3 separate regions of the Mus musculus genome follow, and all the other regions are linked to region 2. The links are chromatin loops, found by intact Hi-C in ENCODE. Cell type or tissue: left cerebral cortex. All regions are shown on one strand. Region 1 overlaps C230072F16Rik (RIKEN cDNA C230072F16 gene). Region 2 has its middle 38 kb from the start of Gm33596. Region 3 has its middle 4.7 kb from the start of Tmem178.

Region 1 (8,000 bases), 76 kb before region 2:
GGCTCGGGGTCTCTTCGCCTCTGCAATCAAGCTCTCCCAATAAACGTGTGCAGAAGGATCCTGTTGCAGCGTCGTTACTGCTGGCCAGTCCGGCGCGCGCAAGAGACAGCCTTGACAAGGATGACAGGGATGACATGATGTGTTCTCTCTGGCCCTTTCCAGATGTTCTGCAAGAACAGAGTCAGTCCCTTAAGTCACTTCACAACACAGATCCTTTTCCCCTTCCACCGAACCACGAACTTGTGCGTTCTAGAGGGTGGGGCCGCTGTTAAAAAGTTGGCAATGGGGTGGGTAAGGCACTTGTTTTCCTTTAAACAATTCTAAACTCACGCCTAGGAAACTGCTGCAAGCCTATTTTATAGCTGAAGAACCCAAGACCTAGAAAAGTAGTGATTTACCTGGGATTAATGGCCTCATTGGGAATAGATTCCCTGTCTGAGTCCTTGCTCAGCTCTACCCTAGCTGTGTGTGTCACCGGAGCATATAAACTAACTCCATTAGCTTCCCTGAAAATGAGGACAAAAGGGCCACTCACAGGTTTCCTGTCTTGCTCAAGACTTGAAAAGTGCTTTGTAAACTCTGAAGAAGAAAAGAGTGACTATATATGGGTAGCAATCTCCTTAAGCTGGTGGAATGGGCAAGGGGTGAAGCCAGTGAGCACTCAGGCCAGTGGGTCTCAACCTGTGGGTCTAGACCCCTTTGGAGGTCGACCATGTAGCATTAGGAAGGTTGAGAACCACTGACTTAAACTCGTGGTCCCGCCCTGTCTCAGAAGCTAGTGCATGCTCTAGAAATCCGCTCCTATGAAATATTCTCCTGATAGCTTCAAGCTACCATAAAGCCTCCTTGGCAGCTACAGATTTGTTCTTTTTGACTACTGTGTAGTCCCAGGTTTACTCTGAGAAACTTGGCTAAAACACTTTTAAATAATTTAAACTTCTTTTTAAAATATGTATATATTTAGCTACAGCTATGTATATATTTATCTTTAGCTAATTACAATCTTTGCATTAATACAGAAATATCCCAAGACCAAGGGATGGTGCACTCACCTTCCCCAATTTTGTTCCCCACGGGCAGCATTGGTCCACATACACAGTTTCAAAAATAGCATGTATGTGGACATACTGGACTATACTTGATGACTGGCCTTAGGGATCTGTGGTGGGTACTTCACTCTTACAAAGCTGCGAGCTGTTTTTCACAGTTACACAATACTTCACTGTAGAACTATGTCATACTTTGTCCTTGCTCTCTATTAGGTTATTTCCAACTTGTACTTTTTTTGAGGCAGAGTCTCATATATCTCAGAGTTGCCTTCATATTGGATGTAGCAGAGGGTGACACTCGGAATAGCTGATGTCCCTGCCTCCACTTTCAAGTGCTGGAATTACAAGCTTGAGCCACAACTCCAGGCTAATGTGGTTGGCGCTAGGGATCAAATCTAAGGCATGCGAGGCAAGCACTCTACAAATGAACTATACTTCAGCCTTCCAACCTGTAATTCTTATATATGGTATCATATGTAACCTCATTGTGTATATACCTGTGTGGACACAATTTATCTATGCTGAATTTATCCCTGCTATTTACTCAGTAGAAACCACTTCCTCCACTTTTCTTTTGGATTGCTTTTTCTTTTTTGTTTTTCGTTTTGGTGTTGGTTTGTTTTCGAGATAGGGTTTTTCTGTGTAGCCTTGGCTGGCCTAGAATTCATTCAGTAGACCAGACCAGCCTCAAACTCAAAGACCCCCTGCCTCTGCCTCCAGAGTGCTGCAATTAAACGTGTGTGCCACCACCACCCTGCTCCCTTTCCTTCACTTTAAGTAACATTGATGTCTACTCTTCTTCAGTCACCAAGCATGCCTCTGTTGGGCTTTGCAGAGAGACTTGGCATTCACATCCTTCTCTCACCTTGTCTAGTCAAACACTCCTGCCGACAAGCAGCATCTGCATGTGCAAAACACCCTCCGATAGCATCAGCCCAGGATTGCTTTAAATACACCAAAGAGGTCATGCCACAGTTAGTGAGTCTCATAAATAACCTCCTAATGAATAAGACAAGGATGCCAGACTTCCACTCTGCCAAAAGATCAGGTGCGTCTTCATTGGAGACAGAGAACACTGATCCCTCACCAGCCAAGCAAGAACCTTGCATGCCCATGGCAAGGGTCTACCTTGTGGGCTGCTCCAGCCTCTCTCAGCCCCCCACAGCCGCAGTCCATGCATCTCAACTCCTACTCCAGGGAAAATGCTGAAGCAAATTCCAACTTCCAGAGTTGTCTGTAGTTTCAAGAACAGACTTCTGGGGCCCATTTGTACTTACCGAGCATTCGTGCATCCTAGTTTCTAGTCCAACCGTAATTCACCTGCTACGTCTGCACTTTTGGCTGAGCTATGGTTTTCCTAAATTGAAACATTTCTTAGGCTCAAAGATCTCCCTGGTGTTCAAAAGGAAAATTGGTTTCCTATAAAAGCTTGGCACCGCTATCATTAATTAACAGAAAGCAGAATGCCTCTGTGTGTTTACCTTCACAAAGTGTATCCGTGCAATGCACATCTTTCCCGGAGGCATAGTTTATTCCTATAGAGCAGAAATTATGAATGTATTTAAAAATAAATGCATGTCTTTTACCAGCAGGGAAGTTTTGAAGAGCAGATGACATACTTCATCAAAGGACACCAGACATGCGGACGTGAAAATTAAACAGAGCCCTTTGGTAGGAGAAAGTAAATGCGATTAACCCTTTCAGTTAGTCTGAGGGCACTTTTCTACGGTTTGCTTCGACATTTCCAGCAATCTATGGGTTGTTAATCATCTAGCCAGACACTAGCTGTTTATATTTAATCGGATTTGGTGGAGCACAAGTATGTGTGTGAAAGGGGAAAAAAAGGAAAGGTTTTGTTACTAATTAGAATTTCAGACTTCCAGGGGAAGGTAAAGTTATAAGTCTCTCTGTATCTGTTTTTGTTTTGTTGAGTGAGCATCTCAGCACTTGACCTTGAACCTTGACCCAGATTGACCTTGAACTCCTCCCCAGCCTTCTGAATGCTCACATCACAGGCTCGTGCTGCCGTACCCAACTTACAGTTATATTGTTTTTAAAATGTGGCGTAGGAGTGTGGGTATAATTCACAGGTAGAGTGCTTGTCTAGCATGCAGAGTTCCTTAGGTGATCCTTAGGAACATACACACACACACACGCATACACACAAGAGAGAAAGAGAGACAGAGACAGACAGACAGACAGACAGAGACCAAGACAGAGAGGACACAGAGAGACTATACACACAAACACTGGGATGTTGCTAAGTTTTTAGAAAGAAAGAAACCTTGTTATTTGTGACCTCTTGATACTTCAGAAAAATCCATTCCTGGCAAGAGCTGGCCACTGAAGGTAGAAGACGCCATGAAACGAAAAACAGACAGATGGTTTCAGGATGGCACGAAGAAAAATGTAGTGAGGGTCTGTGGACAAAAAAAAAAAGTGTCTTAAGAGGCAGCAATATAGGTGGATCTCCATAGTCCAGCAAAAGAAAAGGGTTCATTGCTAAGCTGGAGAAAGAGGGAACCACTGAATGTACCTGAACTTCCCCAAAACTACAAACATGTCCAACATCAGTCTGGGTCTCACGGTTGGCACATGGCACTCAGCTGATGATCTACATCTCTTCAAACGAATTCCAGGGTCCAAACCAGTGCACGAGGATTATAACTAAAGCCTCCATGTGGGTGATGCTGGGCACATTATGTTGATAAGCCAGACTCTGCAAAATAAATATGACTTGATATCATCTCTGTGTGGAATCCAAGGTACAACCCTATGGTGGCTTGAATGAGAAGATCCTCCAGTCTCAAATGTTTAAACGCTTGGTCCTCAGTTGACATTGCTGTTTGGGGGAGGTACAGAATGTATAGCCTGTGGGAGGAGGTACATCACTGGAGGCTGGCTTTGAGGGTTTAAAACATCATGCAGCTTCCAGCTTGCCCTCCCTGTGTCATGCTGAGACTCTCAGCTTTCTGTCTCCGCTACCATGCCCGCCACTGTGGCTACGCTTCTCTTAGGCATGGTGAGTGACTACACTTGACAATATTGTGTCATAGCCCTGAGATTTTCTTAAATGTTCTTACTACAGGTAGAGTAGGAAATGCAAATTCTACGAGGTGACGGATATGTTAATAGTTAGACCGCGGTGATCACTTTGTAATGTACATACATACCCAAACGTCAGGATGTACACCTTAAATGTCTTAAATATGCACAGTTCCAATTTGTCATACTTCAGACAAGCTGAAAAAAAAAATCAGAATCTGTTCAGATCCTGAAGTGCGACTGAAATAAATATTCTTTGTGTGGTTTGGTTTTAGCTGGCATCATCTGAGTCACGATACATGGAAAGCTCTGAGATGGCTTGTAATGTTAGCTACGTTATCATTTGCATTAGATGATTTCAAGCCATAATGTAACCTGGATTATATCCAGTGGCAAAAGACTGCCTAGCATGCACCAATCCTTGGGTTCAGTCTGTAGAACTGAAAGAGAAAGGGGAGGAGAGGGGAAGAGAAGATAGTAATGACTTGTGAGTATGTCCTTGAACTCTGGAACCTCACTGTATATTATTATTATTATTATTATTATTATTATTATTATTATTATTATTATTATTATTTTGCTCCTATGATTTTTTTTATAACAAGGTTGGGGTGAGGGTAAGCAATGCTGTTAAACACTGTGTTCAATAAACACTTGCTGACTTTAATTAGAGATGATCTCCTATGTTCCACGATAGAAAACATCAAACATTTTAATTTAAAAATCCCACTCAGAATCCTTCAGACTTGTCGCTCACAAGAAGCAGGAGGCGCAGTGGGACCACAGCTGAAGGAAATAGCTGCTTGGCAGTCCTCCTCCCCTCCCCTCCCCTCCCCCCCTTCTGTTGAAGGCACTGCCAGCGCCAAACAGAGCAATGCCATGTGTCCTGGGAGCACCAAGCAACATCAATTCTATTAAACTGAAAATGGAACAGACCACAAAGTCCAGCAGGCGAGAGGCTTGCTGAGGTCTTGGCAGCAAAAGACAGGCACAAACAGGCAAGAGGAGCCAGAGGACAAGCCAGGCCAGCTGCAAACCTGAAGGTCTTGGTGCCAGCCACTGCTCGTTAAAGGATCACAGAACCTGCAGGATTCATTCCCCAACCTGCCCTGCATTGTTCTGCATGCTCCACTCTGTTCCACTTGCACTCTGAGCTCCCTGCTCTTTCTTTTGAGCCGGCTTCAATCTGGCACCCTGACTACACTTTCTTCTTAACAACAACCTACCACTTCACATTTGGGTCTGGCGTTTCTTCTTTACTTGGGATTGCTTAAGTGGCTTCTCTTATAACAATGAGTGTCAAGGTTCCTTTAGCCTGCCTTGGGAGCCTACTCCTGTGACTGTTTCCATTGGAAAGCCCAGGCATTCAGCCAGGCACTCTCCCTTGGTCCTTAGACATAGGAAAGTCTTTGGAAAATCCTCAAAAGACGTAGTGGATTCAAGCATAGCCCAGTTTGTGAATACACAGAACTTCAGCTCAAAGGGAGCAGAGGACTCATGGACACAGTACCTTTGTGGTCTCAGGCATCGGGCAGTTGGTATCAGTGAGCAGGCGCTGCAAGCCTGTCAACCAGGAAGTAGTCAGGAACCATACCAGGCCCATGTCACTGGACCCGGATGAGCACTAATTCCAAAGGAGAGGCTGCTATAGTTCCTACCAGGATTGATCTCATAACTGTGATAGGCAAGGAGTTAGAACCATTGGGAATCTAGCTTTCATGTAAGAGATACAGGGTGCAGACAAAAGCAAGGTGGGCAGAGACATGGTAATGAGGATACTTCCATGGAGGGCTGTGGCCTTTGACATTATTTTGATGAAAAAAAGGTTGTTCTTTCCACTCTCATAATGTTTTAGAGAACTTTAGGGAAAGAAAAAAAGTTGGCATAATTAGCAATTTTAGACTTTTATAACTAAGCAGAAAATAGTTTTGATAGCATCCACATATCTCGTCACATACCAAGATCGTTTATTTCCAGTAGGAATGCACCTGGTTAAAAGATAAGGAATAACCCCCTACTTTTGGAAAATCCAAATCGGACAACACACCACCCGATAGAGGTAGAGCAGTGCGTTAAAGGAAACGCCCAGGTCAGTGAGGCCTGCTGGGTACTGCATCACACTCGAGCCTGTTCACCAGGATCAAAAGGTCTCCTCCCTAAAGCGTGTCAGTAATTTAATCTCCCCCGCCATGTAATCTGGTTTGCAATTGTAAACCAATGCAAAATCATGACAGCAAATACTTAAATATATGCTTCGAACCTGGGCGATTGCCCAGAAGTAAAATGCATCCAAAGATCCAATATCCTGACATTTAATAAAAGTTTGAATTATATTTGCAGCCTGCTATGATTTAATTTTCCTGAGTTCAATATTTAATAAAACTATAAAAATCTATTACATGTATCTTGTGCTATTGCGCAAGGATAGCTAACCTGTCTCGTTCTAGTGCCATGCTGCAACAGATTAAATCTGAATCTCACCATTAGCTAGTTGGGTTACAAATCATTCAATCTGTCCGTCCTTCGGTTTTCTCCCCAGTTAGATAGGGATTAAAAGAGAATCTCTTTAAGGCGACTGTTGTGAAGATTCAATGATTGGACATAAAGACTGTGAACCACTGCTGAACATGCTGTGAGAACTCAGTCCATTTTAGTTAGGCTTAATCTCTTTTCATGTGTAACCGGTACCCTCTGGTTCTTGTTTTGTTTGCTCACTGGTGTCAAATGGCTACATACAAACTCTGTTAAGAGAAGAGAAGAATTTTGTCAATTTGTGAATTCAACAAGGGCACCCTGAGGTCAAATGAGCCGTATTAGCAGAGAGATCTGTCTTGAATCAAACATGAGTCCTATGAAGGTTGAAGTTAGGGCAAACTTAAACTTCACAGGCTCCTAAGCTCCAAAGCTGATAACATGTTCACAAAACACCAGAAATCTATTTCTGATAAGCTGATAAGTTACACTTCTCTTGTGTCTATTTCGGCCATTTCTACCCCAAGCCCTATAAAACACTAGAAACATCCCAAGATGCTGTGGACCCTCAGAAGCTAGAAGGCAGGCTGTAATGCCAGCTCACCGTGTTAGTGAGTGAAATGCTCAATGAACCTTGAGTTGACAAAGAGCTGATGAGGCCTCTTTTCTTCGTGGATGCTTGATCTGCATCAGAGCAAGGTGCTCACGAGACTGGGACAACTGAATGCAAATATTTTACTTAACTTTTTTCCTCTGTAAAACTGTGACTTTGATTCCCTTCCTGGGTGTCTGAATATTTTTGGAAGAATGTGGCACAGACTGCCTGACTACAACAGCTCCTACTTATCAACAGTTCAAGTGTATTTAACCTCCAGGACAGTCCATTCAGGAGTTATTACCCTTGGAGCCATTTTAAGGGTGATGAAATAATGGAAAATGGAAAGATTGAATTTTTCTAAAATCACACAGCTATTGACCTGGGCATATCAGCCTGAGACTAAGTCTTATCTAACTTCTGAAAACACCACATTTAACTACTGCACTGTAGTAAATGCTGTTTCCTATGGAGGCTGGGGAGATAGTGCAATGGGTAAAGCACTGTATGTATTATTATATGCAAGCATATGTATGTCTTATTGTATGCAAGCATGAGTATCTAAGTTTGTATCCCTCTTACCTGTGTAAAAAGCAGGCATGGTGATGTGGGACCCAAGGCTGGGAGCTGGAACCAGGAGGATCCCAGAAGAGCAGGCCAGCCTGGCAAGTCAAATGACAAGCTCTAGGCTTAGGACAAGACCTTGTCTCAGAAAAGGTGGAAGGTAAAGAGAGGAAGACAGCTGACATTGACATTGACCTCTGAACTCGAGGTGCCACACTCACACACACTGTCTCATACTCAAGCTTGCAGCACACAATCGCAACCACAAAAGAACT
Region 2 (8,000 bases):
TGTATGTAGCTCAGGGTGGCCTTGAACTTAACGGTCTTTGTACCTTAACCTCCCGAGTGTTAGGACTGTCAGAATACACCACCATTCCTGGATGCCTTGTGTCTCTGTGTTTCAAATCATCCCTTGTAAAGGAGAAGAAACAGAACCAGTAGGGATCCTGTCGAGTCCTTCCCTTCCACAGGCTTTGAGGGTCTAAGTGAAATGTTTTTCAGGAAGTGGCAGGGCAAGCAGTTTGTTAGTAGTGACCCTCCACATCTAACAATGCCTAACGTATACCAAGAGTCCTGTAGTGAGCAGAAAGAATACTCTATACTTACCAAACAAGGAGAAAGAAAAGAGTAAGCACTGGAACTTTCGTCATGGTCGTGTTACTACAATGAACTACCTGAGGCAATCAGCTTATTGGGAAAAAGGGTTTTGTAGCTCACAACCTGGAGCTTCAAGTCCAAGATCTGGCATCCTCTTTCCTTTAGCTCCAAGCAAGAATAGAACACCATGACAGAGTCTGTATTAGTGCCACTTTCATGCCTTCAGCCAGGAAAGGACTGAAGGAGACTCTCATGATCCCTTTAAGGATGTGTCCCCAGTGACCTAAGGACCACCTTCAGACACCACGTCTTAAAAGTCCAAAGTAGCTCCCCAAACTATCACCGTGGGAACTAAGCCTTTTTAGATAGCCCTTCAGGGAACAACATCCAAACCATAGCAGTGGGGGAGGCTCTACCACTCAATCAGGTCCCACCACCCTTTAGCAAGTGTCTTGAACAAGGACTTGCTATGAACTAAAAACATTTCTCAAACACGGGACCATATTTATCAGCATGGGATACACACTTACCATTCCAATAGCCAACATTTCCTATGTCTTGGGCTTTAGTGGAAAAAGAAATGACCTTCTCATGTTGGCTGTCAGTGTCTCTAGCCATGAAGACCAATAGTTTAAGTTGGAACTGGAAAGTCAGATTTCCTAAGTTCTGATTGTGTGTGTGTGTGTGTGTGTGTGTGTGTGTGTGTGTGTGTGTGTGTGTCTGTGTCTGTGTCTGTGTCTGTGTCTGTGTGTCTGTGTGTCTGTGTGTCTGTGTGTGTCTGTGTCTGTGTGTCTGTGTGTCTCTCTGTATGTGTGGTTTATTTGTATGTGTACATGCATACACATACATGTGTAAACCTGAAGTCGACATCATGTATCTTCCTTGATCACATTCCACCTTTCCTTTTGAGATAATTTCTCACTGAACATGAAACTCCTGGATGCAGCTTGTCTAGCCAGCAAGCCCCAAGGAACGTCTTCTCTCAGTCCCGTGACCACCCACGGACCAGCACCGGGATGAAATGTTTGAACCGCACATGCAGCTGCTGTATGTGGGTGTTTGGGATCTAAACCCAGGTCTTCAAAGGCTTGCACAATACACCCTCCATTGGCTGAACCATCTCCCTGTCTCCCCGATCCTTGATCTACCATTTTCTATGTGAGTTTGTACAAGTCAAACTTTACAGACATAAATACCTAATCTACAGATGAAAGGAAAGAAAGTATGGGCATGAAAAACCAAGGACAGAGGAAGACGATAGAAGTGTCTGCCGTAGATGTTAGCATTGTCTGCAACAGTCTATCTGATCTATTCACCTACTAACTGTTATCTAGGAGTACTAATTTTAGTGTGAGTTAGTTTATCACATTCCTTCAGAAGTACCATTGTAGAAGTTGGGTCCTATGCCAGAGTACAGGAAGCCTAACCTCTATGCTGTTCAGAGGAAAACACCGAAGCTCACTGACCTGCCAGTGAACCTCTGCTTCTTCAGTGGTCTAACAGACCGGCACCTGCATCCAAATTCAATTTAACACCCTCTCTACACCATCATACTTTTACCTGTAAGGAATACAAAGAAAAACACGTGGAAGCAAACGTCGCTGGGTACTCAAGCAGCCAGAGGATTATTTACAACACTTCGCTTAGAATTGTGTTGAGTTTGACCACAGCTAGAGGGTTTCCTGAGGTGCAGGGTTTTCAGCTTCAAAACCAAGACAGTACCAAAGACAGAGGACAATTGGTCCACATCTTGGTCCCTGCTGTGCTGCTGGAGTATAATGACCCAGACCAGGTAAATTACAAAGTGAAGAGCTATATAGTCATAGTTCTGGAGGGTGGGAATCCCCACAACGAGGTACCACAGTCACAATTGTCCAAGTCAGGGCTGTTCTGCATTTCCAAGATAGTGGTGTCTTGCTGTAGCATCCTCCTAAAAGAACACATGCATGCACACACACACATACATACACACACATACACGTGCACGCACACACACATGTACACATGTACGCACTAAAAATAAATGAATACATGTAACTTTAAAATATAAAAACAATAGCAAATAGCTATAAGCAGAGAGTAGGCTTGACCTAGTTTGCATCCCCTAGGTTCGGGAACAGGAATGAAGCCAGAGCTCCCCACTGGTGTCAGGAAAGCCACTGCATTGCTACTACAAGACAAGGACTAGCCCTGGGATAGCATCTCTGAGTTACAAGGAATGGATAGATAAACTGAAGAATGCATAGTTACACTATTAGGAAAGAAGGGAGTGAGCCCCAAAGATGGAATAGTTCCTGAGGCAGACGCTGGAAGAACAAAAGAAAGAGTGCGGAAAGCTAATGGTTTTTAGAAAAATCAAAAGATTTCTGGGCCATCAGTGAGCTAGAGCAGTATGGAAGGACAGAGCAAAATTCAGGGCCCAAGAACTTGCTGTGTAGAAAGAGTAATCACTGTCTCTCAATTACTGGTTCCTACCCCCATACCACCAGCCCCCCACAATCTATTACTTCATTAACCTGGCTAAAGAAGTACCTTCCTGCAACACATTGTGTAATGTCATCTATCACCAATATGTCAAATCTGTGTGTATAGAAGCTTTCGGCTCCCTTTTTTGTTTTCTTTTGTTTTGTTGTTGTTGTTGGAGGTTTTTTGTTGTTTTTCGAGACAGGGTTTCTCTGTGTAGCCCTGGCTGTCCTGGAACTCACTCTGTAGACCAGGCTGGCCTCAAACTCAGAAATCCGCCTGTCTCTGCCTCCCGAGTGCTGGGATTAAAGGCGTGTGCCACCACTGCCCGGCTTCAGTTCCCTTTTTAGTGACAATAGTTTATTAAATTAAATTTGATGGTGAGAGATGCTAACTGTGCCCAGTTTTAATTCCTTCCTGGAAGGTTTTCACTTCAACCACAATCTTCCTCAGGTCAACTGTGAACAAAACACAGCTCCTCTCTGGACCTGAGACTCTGTCCTTTTTTTTTTTTTTTTTTTTTTTTTTTTTTTTTTTATTCTCTCTGACAACACATTAACGCAGGGATTCTGCACCTACAGACTACAGCACTGAGGTTCTGAGCAGTTTTAGACTATTCAGAGGACTCATCACCTGTGACAGACCCAAGGCAAGATGAACCAGACCGGTGCCTCCAAGCTCCCACAAGTTGGCTTCAGACTCAAGCGCGCAACTTGCCAAGATTAACCAGAACGACTCTCTGAGAACTGCGTACACAGTCCGAGAACTACATACACAGAAAGGCTCGGAGAAGTTCCCACTCCCCTGGTCCTTATCCAATAGCTTTTCAGCTGTTTCAGTTGCTAAGTCATGCGCAAGTTATTGAACCTGAAAGGAGACCCACGTGCTCCCGTGATAAAGTCTGGCATGGAGGCTGGGAACTCCCTCTGCAGGCTGCGGGATGGATGGTTCTGCACGGAATTGGCTTGCACAGAGTGCGGTCGTTTACTCTCATCCTCACCCGGGGATGCTTTTTCTTATCTGTATCTGTTGCCTCTCTCGCTGCTTACCAAAGTGTGTTCAGTAGGGCCGTGTGTGCAAACGAGCAGAAGATGAAATCCGCTTGAGAAAAATCCATCTTTCCGCGTTTTGGGCGATACACTTTCATTGTGTCACCTTGTGGCCAGAGAGTGATAGATAAAGATGCCAGAAGCCCTCTACTAGGTGCCAAATATCTGTGTGCATGGCCTCTCTCTGTGTGTGTGTGTGTGTGTGTGTGTGTGTGTGTGTGTGTGTGTGTGTGATGCGTGCCTGTGCATTTTTAGGAGAGAATCTAATTGGTACCTGGATTCATTAAAATCTGATGGGATGAGGCATCGATGGGCGTCTGTGATCTGGGATAGAGTCAAACGCATACAACCCAAAACGTCAGTCCCTGCATGGAGGCAGAAGCAGGTTTCCTCTTTGGAAGGCAATTAAGAGGACAGGAGCTTGCAGCCCTAATCCAAACAAGACTGTGGCTTTATAGAAAAAGAAAAGAGAGACTTAAGTTCAATAATTTGCCTCCCAAGTGATTCCCCATGCCTCCCAGGAAATGGTGTGAGCTAGGGTAGGCAAAGGCCAGAAAGCCCACAGGTCAGGTCCATTCAGATCAGAGCAAAAGGACGTAAGGGTTCCTATCCTGGGTCACACTTCACCTAGAAAAGACACTTAGGGGTAGTGAGAGTTAACCCAATAAGTAAATGGATATTTTTGATGAAAACTAAGATCTCTCTCTCTCTCTCTCTCTCTCTCTCTCTCTCTCTCTCTCTCTCTCTCTCATTTCTTTAAATGGGTATGAGAGTTTTTCCTTCACGTGTGTCTACGCAACACTAGTTTCTGTGGAGGCCAGAAGACGGTGTCAGATTCCCCATAAGTAGAGACATCTCAGCCTCTTTTTGGAACTGTCTGGATCTTAATGAGTTTCCCCCAGGATAGAATGATTCAGTTTTAAGGAAATTGCTATATAACACTTCAATTAGTTAACTGGAGGAGGTTCAGGGAAGAAACCCCTGTGCGTGATGAAAAAAAAAAAAGGCAACTGGGTGACACCTCCCATAAGTGGGTGACACCTCCGGTAGCCACTGACTCAAGATACCTAACATCATGCTTTCAATAATCCATCCCTACCTCAGCTCACTGACATTTAATCGCCATTGGGAAGTATTTTTTTAAAAAGGGATGAAAATTAAATCTGACTATATTTGAAGGTATAATTAGAATTTTGGGGGGTAATTGAGATTAACCCAGGGCAGAAGGAGGGAGCTCTAATCCAAAGAAGATGGTGGCTTAGAAAAGAGAGATAGAAGAGACTTATGCTCAATGTTGTGCCTCCCAAGGGATCTCCCATGCCACCCAGGAAATCAGTAGATGAGGCTTGCACGAAGAAGTACCTCACAGGATGTTAGCCTTGAACTTCTTAACCTATAGAACTGTCAAATAAACCTTTATTCTTTATAAAGTACTCAGTCTGTGGCAATGTGTTAGGGCAACAGAAAGTGAAGTAAGTAATCAGGCCTTCTTTTTCTCTTTGCTTGTGCTCACCCTCCTGACTTAACAGTGTGCCAGTAAACATATGGACGATGCTAAAGATAACCAGCACCGACAATTTCCACCGCTACCTTCAAATATTGCCGTTCACAGTTGCTAGGGCCTGGGACCACTGTCTGCGGATGGCTGAGGGGATGGCCAACTGTTTGGGTTCTGTTTACCACGCTTTGGATGAGTCAGAGAGTCATGCATTATTCATCAGCTTCAGGCTAGAAGTAAGATTCCTGTATAAACTCTGCTCATTGGACATTCCAATCCAGAAACAAAGAGCAGCACAGGGGGCTCACCTTGTGATCTCAGCCGTGTGAGCAAATGCTCAGATGACTAGAAACAGAAGCAGGACATTACATCAGGGTCCTGCCAGGTGTCGTATAACTTGATAACGAGCATAGTGGTAGATGTATTTAAAAAGCAGAAATAATGCACAAAGCCCATGAAAGGTCAGTCCAATAATCCTTAAGTAGAACAAGTATAAAGGAGAGCAAAAAGGGAGTTAGAGAATTTCAACAAAATTATGAAACAGTAAAAGGTTCTCTTAAAGCCCCAACATCCTATTCACTCCTTCTTTCCTTCTTTACTCTTAAATAGCAATCCGACCACTCTGTGCCTAGACTAAATTATCTTGCTCTCTAAACTTGTTATCAACCTACCGCCTCAGTCCATGCACATATGTCTAGCAGCAACTAACACTCCCAAGGCATTGTTCTTGAACTGGGTCAATATCTGAGTTAAGGGATTACAATTTGTCACGGACATCTGTCTTTTGCAATTATTGAAAACTCATTTTTATACCTCATACTAAGATGCGTCGCAGCATATAAAAGAAAGTAACATATTGCTAAGATTAGGTTTATATGTTAACGTGATTGGACCCCCCCCCCCCGCCCCAAGGGACTCAGACACTTGGTTAAACATTATTCTGAGTCTGTTGGTTGAGAGTATTTCTGGATGAGGTTACTATTTTGGTTGGTAGCCTGAGTTATGTCCCTGTTCAGCGTGGATGGGCTCTATCTAAATTGCTGAAGGAAATAAAAATAATAGGCTGGCCTTGAACTCCTGATTCTTTTGCCTCAGCTTCCCAAATTCTTAGGATTAGTTAAAAAAAAAAAACTCAGTAAAAAATCTTCCTTATTACCCAAATTATCTTCAAACTGAGCACTTGCTCTCATACTCAGGTATGACTGCACATGACTGGCTAAGTCTCCAACCTGCCAACTACAGATCTTTGAAGATCTTAGTCTATGTAATTTATATAAGCCACTTTTTACAGTAAATCAATAGATTGATAGATGATAGGAAGATAGATAGATAAATAAATAGATATAGACACACATATACATACATACATACATACATACATACATACATAGACACATAGACAGAAAGACAGACAAAACAGGATAGATTGACAGACAAACAGGTAGAGAGATGTAGTCATAAACAATAATCAACAACAGACAGTCATTTCAGTGGTTAGAGTGGAAAATTCTTTTCACCTAACTGAGTTCATAGCCATGGTAGCTGACACAACACCTTACTCAAATGATGCACTGATGCTGCTCTAAATGAGCCTGCAGTGTCGCCAGTCACAAAAATCCTGCAAGTACAGCCATGTCCACACAACACACGAGCCTTGATAAAGATGACAGAAGACTGTGTTTCTAAGTTGTGTTTTCTGAACTACAGTTTTCATTGTTGTCTTAGAATGTACCACTGTGTATAGAAACAGTTTGTCGGGCTAAGGGCTCAGTGGGAGAGAATTTGCCTAATGTGCATTGGGCATAGCCATCAGCACCACAGAAATACACACACACACACACACACACACACACACACACACACACACTCACTTAAGCAGTAAGCCCTATTAATGCTAACAACAATTTCATATAGGTCGCATTTATTGCATTGAGAGGGGAAGAGAGAGAGAGAGAGAGAGAGAGAGAGAGAGAGAGAGAGAGAGAGAATTATGTTTTGGTGCAGGCGCATGTTCATCAGTATGTCCCTCAGAGCTAAGATCAGACATGTTTCCTCACTGAACCTGGAGCTCATGAATTCAGCTAGACTGTCTGGCTAATGAACTCCAAGAATCCTCCTGTCTCCACCAGCCACTAGCATCGAAGTTACAGACACATGCCACACCATGCCTGTCTTTTACGTGGATGCCAAGGATCCAAACCCAGGTCCGATTGCTTGCACAGCAGACATTTGATTGACTGATCCACTTAGTCTCTTAATGCATCTCTTAATTACACCCAGAGGCCACACCAGTTGATTGAACTAAACCATCTAGGTTTGTATCTATAGACTATGATTTGCATAATTACAAAAATTGCTTCACATTTTCCTCTGACTATATTCTGTCACTAAATTGTGTGTTACTGTAGATATTTATAGGCAGAGACATGGTTAAAATACCTATTGGTTATCTTTCCCTGCATGTACATTCCTTATCAAATAATACTCTGGAGCCTATCATTCATCCTAGGAGACACTTTTCTGCTGCTCACCTCTATTCTCCAGCCTCTTTCCTAGATCTCTAAAAATATATTAAACACCTTTTTAATATTTTGATGATTTCCCATTCTGTTGATCCTGCCCTTTGAACAGCGTTTTAAACTATATTTAGAGCAGGGTGCAGCTCGGTGGCGGAATGCTTGC
Region 3 (8,000 bases), 93 kb before region 2:
GCTTCCCTCTCTCGGGCTCCTGGCAGCCTGGAACCCTTCTCTCTGCTCCAGCCCTGCTTCTGCAAGAAGATGCCCAGTGTCCCTGGAGCCACAGAACCACAGTCAGAGATAATAGCCGCCCACTTCATTCCTGCCTGTTCTGAGATGGACTTCTTTTTCTTGGGCTATCTCTACGCCTGAGTGACTGACCGTCTCCTGGATCAATACGGCCTTGCAGTGGCACCTGCTCTGCCAAGTGATTATTGCCTTTGAATAAAGCAAGCCCACCAGTGATAAATCAAAGTAATGATTTTCTCCTGTACTAGTTTTTTTTTTTCCTGGTGGTCATCGAGGGTCAACAACAAACCAGTGCTCTACACCGGTCAACATCTGAGGCTTTCTGCTTTTCCAGGGCTTTTCTGGAGTCACAGATGTTCACTCTAAAAATGGCAGGCAGGATCTTTCTAAAAGAGGAATCCTTGGGACCAAAGTACAGAGTGAATGATGCGCATGTATATTCTGCATGGCAAGGTGCCATACCCTGGTCCCACCTACACCCTTGGGGCCATGTCAGAGGCAGAAAACCATGCTGTACCAGTCCAGGACGGCTATCCTTATGCTCTGACACTATGAAATATTAATGACTGAAGAGATTATGAGGCATTCATTAGATGCTAAATGTCATTACTCCGTGCTTTAATGGGACTTATTAATTAGTGCCCCACGTCCGTTGGTATAGAGGTGGTTGATCTGCCTCCTATGGAATGGCATCTGTAACGGTGACACGAGATGCTGCTGCGATCCATGTTCATTGCTGCTTGGGCTCCACGTCTTCAGGGATTTTTTTTTTCCTGTGGAAGAGCATGTACCTCTTCTTAGCTGTTCACTTCACAGAAAGATCCCTTAAGCAAATCTTGGTCCTATCAGACCCCCATGCCCGTGTCTGCTGACCTGACAATGTGAATTATTGCTTGGATTTTTCCTCACAGCTTCAGCAAGAACTGTGATGAGCTCTGGGTCTAATTAAGGAAGACAAAGAATTACAATTTTAGTGTTCTTCTCACAATCAGCTTTTCCTTCTCAGGAAGCACTAAACCCGGCAGAGGAAGCGTTTTCAGGATTTACACAGAAATGATGGGACTTAGAAGGTTTCATTTATTTATATTCTATAATATGTGTAAGATTATAGATCTTTCCAGATATACAGAGCCCCTTTAACTGTGAGTCGAACTGGCATCTGAAATTAACTTAGAGTGCCCTGTGTCATATACATATACATATATACATATACACATATATACATATACATATACCATATGGCATTTCTCAAGATAGTTATTACAAGCCCCGAGACTGCTTCATGTTTAGTTGTCTTCGCCCCTTTATCATGTCCTCACCCAATGTACTACAAGGCACAAATACTCAGCCACATTTCATAGTCACATGATTATCATCACACTAACCCTGTCCCCAAGTGAAAAAAGGGTAGCAGAAAATCTTCTCAGTCACTGCTATGTGACTTAAAAGAACATAGTGTCCTGCCTATAGAACATGGTGTCTTATAGACCGTGGCATTTGTTCTGCCTTTGTGGAACTCTTTGATCACACCCTTCTTAAAAACCAGCATCATCCTCGGAGTTCATTTACGTCTCTGTTTAAAATCAACCTCAGCATATAATCTAAAGGTTATTCAATGATGGATTGCCTTTGACAGTATTTCATAAAAAATGTCACACATTACAAATATGGGCCAGCAGTGTGTAATGAGAGTGCTGCCTCTGCTGGTTCTGCATTATCGGCGTCGGAGAAAAGTGACATGTGATGTGTATACTGGCTTTGCTACAGCGACTGCACATCGCTTCGTCCGTCCACGTTTTCAGCCTTCCTCTGTTGGAGATTTCCAGTGATGAATTGTCACCCACCAACCCCAGCTGCTCAGGAGTGAGGAATGCCGAGATGAGAAAACTTCCCATCTTCATGCTGTCCCCAGTCTGGTGGCAAGCGGGGAAAACATGCACAGAACTAGAGGCAAGGGCTGTGGCAGAAATATAAACCGAGTGTTGTGGGAAGATGAACAGTAAATGACAGACTGCCTGGGGAGCGGGAATTCAGGTGGGCTGAGGACAGGCATCTGACTTAGTTCTCCAAGGATAGATTCAGTTTTGCCAAGGGAAAATATCAGCGATACTAGCATCTCATTCAGGTTATAACTCTTTGGTTTTATGTCCATCTAGTACATTTGGAAATTTCAGTGTTTATGGACACTGTAATACAAATACTTTTCCATGTCTTTAAGTCATCTAGTCGGACTAATCTAATGGCTTCTTACATGGCTCAGAATTAGCAGGGCTAGGACCTCAATATTTTCAAATGTTGCTTGCTTCACTCATCTAAAATTTGTCTTTGCTCTCTCCAGACCAAACACTCCAGTGCATCCCTCACTAAACAGCCCTGTTGTGAAGGGACAGGGAGAAATCTGGAGAATTTCCATCTGGGAACGTTACTGTATTTGAACATGTCCAAACCTCAAGCTCGTCTTTCCCTACGTTGTGTCTGCCCTGCCTCCAATCTCTTTTTCTCTCCTGTTGACAAGCCATATAAGCCACTCATACTCTGTGTTTCAGAATTTCGCAAATCATGTGGCTTTTTCCTTTGAAGTGTCATTTATATCTGTCCTTCTGGGTCTTTTCCAGTAGCCCGTGCTGGGGTGGCAGTGCTCTCCTTGGTCCCCAGGATTTCAGGACCAGCTCTTCCTATAGTCACCACAGATACTGTTGCCACTGCATCCTTCTTAATGTCCCTTTCCTCCTGTCACCTTACATGCCCCACTCTTTAGCATAGAGAAAATAACTCACTGTATCTCCCTAGGGCCTTCTTTGTTACTGTTAAGTATTCCCATAGCATTTAAATGCCCCAACTGATGTGTTGGCCATTTTAACACTTTTGCCCTCCTCAAACACATTCGCTATAATATCTGAGTGCCAAACTTTGATCATATTTATCATTAGAGTCATTGCATAAATATTTCCTTATAGAAAGGCCTATACAACACACACACACACACACACACACACACACACATTCACACACCTCCATGTATCCCAGAACTATGGCGCTATGACAATGATTTATTGATACATCAATGCTAAGTTAACATTGCTGGTCATAAATATTCTAAAAGACCTTTGCCTTTCTGTAATAGTGCCAAGATTCCATGTACCACCCTTCCTTATTTTGAACACGTGGACTAAGCCCATGTTATTTAACCAAACCTAGGAACTAACTCATGAAAAGTGAGGCTTTCTTTTTCCTGGTAATATCACACATTTTTTTTTCCAGTACTTAATGTAAGGATGTAGTCAATTATGTTGTTGATCTACAATATGTCGTTTCTAAAAATACTTGAGGTATCTTCTCTAAGTTTTTCTCTGGAAGCAATGTTATTTTAACTCAAGATATATTAAGCACTTCCAATGTAAGTCTTGGTGCTAGGCCTCACTGGATTCTGCCACCGTGGAGGAAACATGCTCTATGCATGTCCTACGAAGCTTTAGGTTGCTAGAGGAAGAAAACAGAAATGTAAGAAGCAATGAAGAGCTTGGACAAATGATGTCACAAGGGCACAAAAAACATCCCAGAGGAAAACCTAGTCTAGAGACAGAAGTTTCCACTCTGAAAAGCGTGGCATCAACACTATCTCAGGCCCTCGGAAGAAAAGAAGTCATTTCTTCTGTCAGCTGAGTTTAGGGCAACCCCACGGGTGTATTTTTAGAAGCAGCACCCACACCATGGTGCTCCACAGGATCCCACACATGTGGAAAATCATCCTGACAGTGCCATTTTGTCACAGACTAGATGCCTGAAACCACAAAATACCACGAAAACCCTGAAATAGATGGTGCCTGATAAGTTTCTCATCTCACTGACACACCACAGAATGTCACCATTCTTTTACACATTCCTGGATTAAGCTGTTTCCTTTTTGGATCCTTTAAGCACATATGGTAGGGGGGAAATGTTCAAAGACACCCGTAACCACGTTAAGTCCCACTCAAAGCATGATGTGCTGGCAGATGGCGGCTCATTAATCGCCATACCTAACTGCACCCGCCACCTTGTCTGTGTTTGTAGATACTAGGGTTCGATTCTATGCTCTTGGGTGATATGTGACAACCAAAGTACAACTGAATGTAGCTAAGATGCCCATTGCCTCCAATTCATAACCATCTGTGTGGTTGCCCCGATGGACAAAAGAGCCTGGCTTACCAAATGTCTACCCATTTTCTCAGACATAAATCTTCTATCACAGCTATACCCCTACAAAGAACCCAGGACCTAGGGAATTCCCATGGGTGCTTGGGTCAAAACAGCCTGCCTAACAGAGGCTCAGTGCTCCCTAACTCTGCACTGCAAGGCAGGTGGTTACCCATATTCTCAGATACACAGTTCTGAACAACTAGACTATAAATGTCTGCCTCACACGGTCTTCATAATCCTTCCCACTCCCTTCCCTCCCCCGTGCCTATTATAGTGAGGAAATTTAATGTAGATGGCATAGATGCAAGTGGTTAGATAATTTATTAGTGACACATGTCCATGCTGTTATTTACATTCAAATAGTTGACAAAGGAATGGGAAATAGTTAAAGTACGAGGTGACATTGCAACATCGGTCAAGTTCAACCATATATGGAGCTTGGACTTGAATCAAAAGAAAATCTTTAAGGAGTTTTAAGCAGGGAAAGGGCATGAATTGATTCATGTTTGTAAATGTCACTCAGACTGCTGCGCAAAATTGGCTGGGGGTTGGGGCTGGCCAGTATCAGGCAGGACAACCAGTCAGGCACAATGGTCTAGACAAGATTGGTACCATTAACACATAGGCCCAAGGAGGCAGCAGCTTAAACAGGGAAACTGGTGGAGCTCTAACTCACAGAATCACTGTGAGCGCAGGTTATGGAGACCAGAAACCAAGCCCCATTCATTTTCAATGTGAACCAGGAGCTGTGAAAGGAAGACAGGAGGAGAAAAGCATTTACAGAGAGAAGCGGAAGAATGCTTTGGGCACGTTGACTTTGAGATGGCACTCAGCAAGCCCAGTGGAAAAGGCAGTTGGATGTGTGAATGTAAGACTAAGAGAAGCAGAGCACGCTGGGTTGCCGCCGCCGCTGCCGCCATCGTGCCAGCCCCACGGGTCTCAGAGGTGGGTGACTCTCCAGGATGGGAGACAAGCCAATTTGGGAGCAGATTGGATCCAGCTTTATTCAGCATTACTACCAGTTATTTGATAACGACAGAACCCAACTAGGCGCAATTTATATTGATGCATCATGCCTTACGTGGGAAGGTCAGCAGTTCCAGGGGAAAGCTGCCATTGTGGAGAAGCTATCTAGCCTTCCGTTCCAGAAAATTCAGCATAGCATCACGGCGCAGGACCACCAGCCTACACCAGATAGCTGCATCATCAGCATAGTTGTGGGCCAGCTCAAGGCTGATGAAGATCCCATCATGGGTTTCCACCAGATGTTTCTATTAAAGAACATCAACAATGCTTGGGTTTGCACCAATGACATGTTCAGGCTTGCCCTGCAACTTCGGCTGACCTCCTCCTGGCCACAGTCACGCTGTTTCCTCCTCCCTCTTCCCAATCCTAGTTCACTCCTCCAGATGCTCCAAATATCATACACAAACGAGCAGGGCCGAGGCGGGAGCGGGTGCAGGGCGCTTCTGTCACCACGGTGTTGTGCATGATGTTTGGATGCTAGACTAGTCGCATCTGACAGGAAGTTTGTGTTGTACCAGCGCATGCCTTGGAAAGACTTAAGTAATGCAAACGATTGTGGGGTTTTGTTTTTGTTTTAATTTTTGTTTTGTTTTGTTTTTTAATCTACTGACAAGTTGCTCTAGTAACCCAAAGAAGTGAAGGAGAAAGCAGCTGCCTCACCAACCGCCCAGATATTGATTTGTTCAGATGTTTCAATGCCTCATGATACAATAAAACCACAAAAATTTTCTTAAAAAAAAGACTAAGAGAAGCAGCCTGGGGCGAGGGTGTGGCTTGATGGTAGAATGTTTTCTTGATGCGGGCAAAGCCCTGGGTATGTTCCCAAGCAGAGGGAGTAAGGAGAATTTAGAGTAGAGATTTAAATTAGCAATATCAACATATAGGTACAAACTGCCTATTGACTGTTAAATTCATAAGACTAGATGAGATTGCTCAAGGGAAGAACGGCATGAAAAAGCTGAGAGACTGGAGTCAGGGATCTGAGACCCTGGAAAATAGAGAGCTTCGTTAGAAGAGAAGACTCCACGCCTCTGTGAAGTGGGGATAAGAGTAGGGTCCTCCTTAAGGATGCTAGAAGAATCTAAAGGAGACAAAGCAGTTAGAGACACAGCGGGTGTGAAGCTGACGCAGAGCAAGTGCTCAGCATAACTGACAGCGTGTTCTCCTGCTTATCATTTATCATCGGCAACAACAAGCTCTGGAGACTGCTCGCTCTTGCTGCTCACAATCCTGTGGTCAGAACATGACCCTTCTTCCAAGGACCGGGCCCTAATGAGAAAGCACAAAGGCCCGGTTTAAAACCCCCCAAAACATAAATTGCCTGTGAGATGATATGCATCCAAACTATGAGGAACCATTACACTCTTTCAATAGCCTATTTGTTATGGGCCCATAAAGAAGGTGGTTAATGCAGTTTTGTGAACAGCATAAATGAGCTGCTGGAGCCTGATAAGGTGTCTTCACCTTCCCAGGTCTTTAGAGTGGATGAGCTGGAAAGGCCTGGGCGTGAAATGACTGCCCACAGCTGCTGCATCTTACAGGCACAAATCATGGGTGAGTGTATCTGAACTATTTTTTTTTCTTGAATAAGGGATAGAGAAGCTCTCAGAGGACAAGGGGACATTAAGTCAGCCTTGAACAACACCTGTATAAGGAAAGAGAAAAAAACTACCCTCCTCTTTTATTTGTTCGTTATTTATTTATTTATTTATTCACTTTATATCACAATCACTGCCCCCTTCCAGTCACCCCCTCACACAATCCTTCCTCCTATTACCCTCTCCCCTCCTCCTCTGATTGGGTGGGATATGTTTCCCCACCCCCTCCCCCTTTTAAGAAGAGCATGAGAAAGGACAAGGATTCAGACACAGTCCAGACTGAATGACACATCTCCTAGAAGGCTGAAAACACCGCTGCTCAAGTCATGAGGAACATAAACACCGCCGGCATGAGCTGGGTCAACATTCCTGATTCTCAGGGCCAAGATCTGGAGATAAAGATTGAGTCAAATTCGAATCAACAGGATCACATAAGCATTTGTCCCCACCTGTGAGAGCAAGGTCACACCCTGGACAGCTCTGTTTTCGTCTTCAATTCTTGTTTTGGATAAATCTCTTGAAAAAACTGGACGATTCCATGTATTCATTAGCTTGGGTGTGGATAGCTATCAACGGCTGGATGCTGGGGGGGGGGGGGGGAAATAGCTCAGGGTGTGATCTATCCAGCACAGCACTCAGTGTGCCAGGATAAATCAGGCACTGCGGAGTGCGAGCATCTGATGCGCACAGTGCTTGGAGAGCCATGCTGTCCTCCTGGAAGGAGTCACCGGTTTGGCAGCCCTTGACACACGATCTTCATGGTCACACCTGAGCCCCTGTAATGAATGGGCACCACATGGCACTGATGGTCACTCAAGGAGAGACTGGGATGAAAGCTTGGGGACAAATGACCACTTCACCTCCTACTACAGGATGGAGATGGGCAGGACCTTGTCAGGGTCAGATTTATGAGGCTGATTAAGGGGGGGGGGGGCGAGGGGAACGCATCAGTGACCAAAAAGGAATCCAAGTAGGTGGCGTTGATGTATGAGCCCCATCTGCCTAATTTATTAGGTGTCGGCATCAACCTGCTTGTGAAGGAGAGCCTTGGATGGTGTGAGTGGCAAGCCAGAGAGAAGGCTGGCAGTGAGGGAGATGCCTCTTAGTGTTTTCCAGCCAAGGCACTTTGTGCTTGTGGAA

The links. A loop is a pair of places that touch in the nucleus more often than their neighbours do. Peaks named below come from ENCODE experiments on the same cell type or tissue, not always from the same donor. Only the 100,000 strongest peaks of a DNase experiment are listed, where the experiment ranks them.
Region 1: a loop joins it to region 2, with 2.4 times the contacts of the local background. A loop is called at or near these places in 2 of 42 quality-filtered maps.
Region 3: it touches region 2 in a loop (2.2-fold over the local background); 2 of 42 quality-filtered maps call a loop at or near these places.

What each region holds. Positions count from the first base shown.
Region 1 is chr17:80,918,935-80,926,934 of GRCm38, reverse strand. It overlaps C230072F16Rik (RIKEN cDNA C230072F16 gene), which reads right to left. Exons shown (of 6, transcript NR_131127.1): 2 at 3,586-3,768; 3 at 3,334-3,469; 4 at 1-167. Among named protein-coding and RNA genes, the nearest start is that of Tmem178, 22 kb to the left of the region's middle. In left cerebral cortex, a CTCF peak has its summit at 4,850; DNase peaks (open chromatin) are centred at 4,075, 4,352, 5,030 and 5,415; H3K27ac peaks cover 1,164 bases.
Region 2 is chr17:80,843,032-80,851,031 of GRCm38, reverse strand. No RefSeq gene overlaps it. Among named protein-coding and RNA genes, the nearest start is that of Gm33596, 38 kb to the right of the region's middle. In left cerebral cortex, a CTCF peak has its summit at 3,694 (motif pointing left); DNase peaks (open chromatin) are centred at 3,693 and 5,446; H3K4me3 peaks cover 461 bases.
Region 3 is chr17:80,935,913-80,943,912 of GRCm38, reverse strand. It overlaps the pseudogene Gm9386. Among named protein-coding and RNA genes, the nearest start is that of Tmem178, 4.7 kb to the left of the region's middle. In left cerebral cortex, no CTCF peak of the experiment used is centred here; DNase peaks (open chromatin) are centred at 1,078, 1,902, 3,887, 4,416 and 1 more place; H3K4me3 peaks cover 269 bases; H3K27ac peaks cover 3,769 bases.